Regions from separate parts of the Mus musculus genome. Here region 1 is linked to region 2. The links are chromatin loops, found by intact Hi-C in ENCODE. Cell type or tissue: left cerebral cortex. All regions are shown on one strand. Region 1 holds the start of Mib2 (mindbomb E3 ubiquitin protein ligase 2). Region 2 holds the start of Atad3a (ATPase family, AAA domain containing 3A).

What was found. Peaks named below come from ENCODE experiments on the same cell type or tissue, not always from the same donor. Only the 100,000 strongest peaks of a DNase experiment are listed, where the experiment ranks them.
Region 1: it touches region 2 in a loop (2.1-fold over the local background); 2 of 42 quality-filtered maps call a loop at or near these places.

Annotation. Positions count from the first base shown.
Region 1 is chr4:155,667,652-155,670,151 of GRCm38, forward strand. Mib2 (mindbomb E3 ubiquitin protein ligase 2) reads right to left here and starts at 1,568. Exons shown (of 20, transcript NM_001369164.1): 1 at 923-1,568. In left cerebral cortex, no CTCF peak of the experiment used is centred here; DNase peaks (open chromatin) are centred at 1,195, 1,640 and 1,864; H3K4me3 peaks cover 2,083 bases; H3K27ac peaks cover 2,023 bases.
Region 2 is chr4:155,758,689-155,761,188 of GRCm38, forward strand. Atad3a (ATPase family, AAA domain containing 3A) reads right to left here and starts at 2,410. Exons shown (of 16, transcript NM_179203.3): 1 at 2,114-2,410. The coding sequence starts at 2,315. In left cerebral cortex, a CTCF peak has its summit at 1,375 (motif pointing left); DNase peaks (open chromatin) are centred at 1,397 and 2,459; H3K4me3 peaks cover 1,290 bases; H3K27ac peaks cover 607 bases.

The DNA.
Region 1 (2,500 bases), 91 kb before region 2:
GCCCCTTATTATATGAATATTTTATTGGGAATCTCCAATCAGCCACAAAAATTAAGTCATGGGCTGGTGAGATGGCTCAGTGGGTAAGAGCACCCGACTGCTCTTCCGAAGGTTCAGAGTTCAAATCCCAGCAACCACATGGTGGCTCACAACCATCCATAACAAGATCTGACTCCCTCTTCTGGATTGTCTGAAGACAGCTACAGTGTACTTACATATAATAAATAAATGAATCTTTAAAAAAAAATTAAGTCATGTTATAGTATAAAAGTTAGCAGATTGCCTTTATTCAAATGAATAAAACTACATGACATAGAGAGGATTCAGGACTCGAGTATATCTCCCTATACCTCTGGTGGTGTCGGAGATACTGTTGAATTGAAAAATGTCTAACAAAACTGGTTCATCAGAGGCCCCTACTAGGCAGGTGGATGTCCTAGATGCTAGTAGAATCAAACAAGAATGTCAACTGAAGACACAGAGGCCAGGAAACCAGATCTACCCTGCACCAAGACATCTGCTGGGGGACATCATTAAGGTTCAGGGGTATCATGGCTACTAATCTCTGGGGAACTCTAGGTACACTGTAGCTTGGGGTTCACCACCCTGCCTAGGGCTGACCTTGGGTGGGATAATGACATTCAGATACTTGTTGCATCAGAAGCAACAGGCCACAGTGGAATATATAGCCAGGAGACATTCTATAAGCAGCCAATCTTGCTCTGTCCCCAAGCCCACTAGCTCCTTAAGAGCCTTCCTGGCATCTCTGCTTTTCTTATTGGTTCTGAACCCAAAGGAGGCAGAAAGGACGATTTCTCACTGCCCAGTCCACTCAAGCACATTTAAACAGAAACACAAACCCTGACACATCAGACGGCATCCTCAAGAGAAACAAACCAAACCCGAACTGTCAAGCGCTCACCTGTCTGGAGGTCCAGTGTCCCCCACCCGCCTTGAGAATCGGGCAGGAGCCCTGATGCTTGGAGACTTGGGACTGGCCTCCGCCGTGCTGACCTTCCTCTCTGAAAGCCCCAGGAGATCCAAACCTATGGCCAGGGGTGCTGAGACGCAGTTAACATCTGAGAAGGGACAGAGGCCGCTGGTCGCCTTAAAAAGCTCCCATGGGTCTGGTGGCTGGGACACGCTGCATCACCCCCACGCACCGAGAACGCGCAACGGGCACGAGCTGGGTCCAGGGGGAGAAGCACCAAAAGCCCGTCGCGCTGAAGGGCCGAGGTCAGCCAACAAAACCGCAGCCCCGTCAGGACGATCAGGACCCCTAGGCCCCGTGCCACCGCCCCCGTCGCTGGGAGGACGCCCGGCCCGGCCCCCCACTTGCCAAGAGTTTCCGCGCTCGTTCGGCCCAGGAATACCCGCCCCTGAGCAGCGCAGAGGCTGACAGTGGAGCCTCGGCTCGCCACCGAGACGCCAGCTGCAGCCCGCCGTCCTCCGCCCCCTAACAGTGTTTAGCAAGGCCGCCTCTCTTGCGCTAGCCCACCAGGGAGCCCCACCACGGCTCCCCGACTACAGTCGCGGGGCGCCGCACAGATTGCCGGGAGCTGTAGTTTGCAGAGCCAGCCCGGGGGCGGGACAGACGACTCCCAGGAGGCTCTGCGCGTGACGCACTATGCTTAGGGTCAGGGGGCGGGGCTTATAGCTACCAAGGCACCCCGAGCATGACGTACACGTCTGGTCTGGTAGCAAAGGGACCGACGGACGCGTTATGCATGGTCAGCGGGAGCTCTGTTTCTCTAAAGAAGAAACTGGAAATGCCTGCGTCTCGGCATTCTTGGAACAGAGAGGGAGCGTTGAAAGGGGATGGGCGCAAAGTCGCACCCGGAAGTGCGTGTGGGCGGAGCCAGCCCTGCACAGGTCTCCTGCGCAGTACTAGTTCCCAGGACGCTCTCTGTTGCCTTGGAGACAGAAGTTTCGGGTGACGTCTTGCCTGAAATGGGTGGGGTTTCCAGAGATGTAGCGAAAACGCATCCAAAGTAATTCTTTTGGCTTTTTTTTTTCTTTTTGAAATAAGGTTTCACTATGTAGCAACGTGTAGCAACATATTGCAACATAGCCTGGGCCTCACTATGTTGATCCTGCTGACCCCGAGCTCATGGAGCCCCACCTGCTTCTGCCTCGAGAGTGCTGGAAATTAAAGCATGCACTACCACACCCTGCACGACTTAATTTATTTTATAATCAGAGTTGCGCCCATCTTTTTTCTTTTGTTTTCCTATCCTCTATCTGGAGCGGGGTGGGAATCAACTCAGACCTACTGAGCAACCCCCTACCCAGCTACTGATTTTAGTCCTACAGGCATAAAGTTAACAAGCAGTCATCCTGGCCTTTGTGTTTATAAACAGTATACTGCCTTGATTTACATGTATTAGACAGTTCTATGAAGTTCCTCAGACCACAACAACATAGTTCTCCAGCAACTCTCCCCACAAGCTTTGCCCCCATGTGCAAGTTACCTCCATATGTATTGTAACTGTCCCCTCAC
Region 2 (2,500 bases):
GACAGGACAGGGCTGGGGACAGAAGCACTCTTTGGGGTCTCATCCCAGCACAGTAGGCAGGAATGGAGGTAGCACAGTCCAACAAAACTGGGGCCAACCTCCAGCTCCTGTTTCTTCTTCATGTGGCTTTGGCAAGCTGAGCTAACTTCTCTGAGTCCATTTTCTTGTAAAGTGAGTCAGAATAGGTAAACCTCAGCACAGGTTTAGTGCCCACCTGAGACTGCCCTACAAGAAAAGGGCACAGACCTAGACAGCCCATGAGGGCATGCAGAACCCATGGAATTTGTTGCTGGCCCAGAAAAGAGAGCTCTGTTAAAGCATAGTAGAGGCCAGGGCACTGAACCTAGATAGCGCATGCTCTGGGCAAGCCCTCCAGGACTGCCAGGACAAGCGCCTGAAGAGCAATTTACATGCAAGAGTAGTCAGGATGTAGCTGAGGGTTGGAACTACTGTTCTCCATAGTCTATACAACAGCCTGCATTAGTGAGACTAATAGCCAAGATTCAATTCTGAAACTCTAGGTGTGTCTAGAGAGTGATCTCCCCAACCCAGGAGTTACCGAGAGTTGTCCCCTACGTAACAGTGTAACAGGACACGGGATCATCTGCCAAGTCTTCTAATACTGGAAATGCCTTGAAAACCAGCCACTTTTCCTCATTTCAACCCAATCACTGAGATTATCTAGCAAACACAATAGATTATTTACAAAATTACTAGCTCTGCTGGACCTCAAGAGACAGGTGACCCTGGACCTCAATCTGAAGGCTCTGAATGTCTATATGGAGATTTGAGTCTGTGGGGCTCAAGAGACCATTGCCAAAAGTGGACAGGATCTCACAGTGTACCCCAACTAGCCTGGAACTTACTGTACAGAGCAGTCCAGCTTCAAACTCAGAGATCTGTCTGTCTCTGCCTCCCAAGTATTGGAATTAAAGGCATGAGCTCAAGACTTTTTTTTTTCCTACAAGAGCAGAGAATTGACTCACCAAGTGCCAGACTCTCTCTCAGAGGGTCTGCATATTATACCTATTTAAATTAGGGCTTCCCTATAGGATCTTTTGAAAAACAGAACACCCGCATAAACACAAAATTGAGAATGGAAACATCCTTCAATAAGTATTCATTCAACAAAGCTGACATTTCAGGCTTTTAAAAAATTTTTTATGTATTTGAGTTTTTGCCTGCATATAAGTATGTATATGTCTGGTACCCTTAGAAGCCAGAGGAGTCCTTGGATGCCCTGAAACTGGGGTTACAGAAGGTTTTGAGCTGTCATATAGGTGCACAGAATTGAACACAGGTCCACTACAATAGCAACAAGTGCTCTTAGCCTTTCAGCCATCTCTGCAGCCCCCTGCAGGCTCTTAAAAATATTTCAACTAGCTAGGCATAGTGACACACGCCTCAGGAGGCCGTGGCAGGTGGAGCTGTGATTTCTCTGACAGCCTGGTCTACAGGAGTCTCAGCCAGGGCTGCACAGTCTTTATAAAAACAAGAACAAACAAAGCAAAATAATCAAAAAAATCCACCTTACATTACACTTTGGCACAAACTGTCAACATCAAAACAAAAATGTGTCATTTGTTGGGAAAAGTCCTGGCCTTTGGGATCCATCAATGCTAAAATCTGTCTCAGAGAGGATCAACCTTTACGGACACCCTCACCTCACGTTCCACAGTGGAATGCTATCATCCAATAGTAAACACGACATCTACTCTCTCCTTTTTAAGTGAGAGATTGCTATTAACTACCACAACACAGGATCGCCTGACCTGGCTATGACTTTTGGCCTGCACCACGTGGAGGCAGCTAGAAAGCCCAACAGTAAAGTAGGTAAGGCCAACATTGGCACAGGGTCTCTCCTACGACCTACGTGTTGACAGCTACAAGTGCAAGAGGGTGGCAGGATCGGGGTCTCCCCCAATGCAGGACGGCTATGACCAAATGTCCCATAAGCGGCCATTCAGGTCACCTGAAAGGTACGGCTGCGAACGACCACTGTGCTGCTAAGACGTCAAGAGGACCAAAGTCCTAAGGGCAGCAGCTAGTGCCTCCGAGAGAAACCTCCCATTTCCCAGGGCCTCGGCCCGCCAAGCCCAGCCCGCGCACTCACGCGAGTGCTCCAACTCGCGAGCCGCTTTGGCCGCACGTTCCAGGCCCGTCGGGTCGAAGTTGCTCCATTTGTCCTTGGGCGATGGCCGGTCTCCCGCCCCGCGGTCACCGCCGCCCTCCGCCCCGGGTTGAGCGGGCGGCAAGGGCAGCGGAGGCCCTGTGCCTTCGCCCTTGGGGCCCTTGATGCCGAAGAGCCACGACATGGTCTGCAAGCTCCGCGCGCCCTCGGCGGACCGTACCGGAGCGTGACTCGCGAGGCTCCTCGCAGTCACCACGCGCCGCGGGCGCGACTCACTGCGCAGGCGCGAGCCACACCCCTTCCTTCTGGACGACGGAAACCTAGGAGGGTCAAGACGTTCTCAGCCGCCGGATTGGCCGCTGACATAGG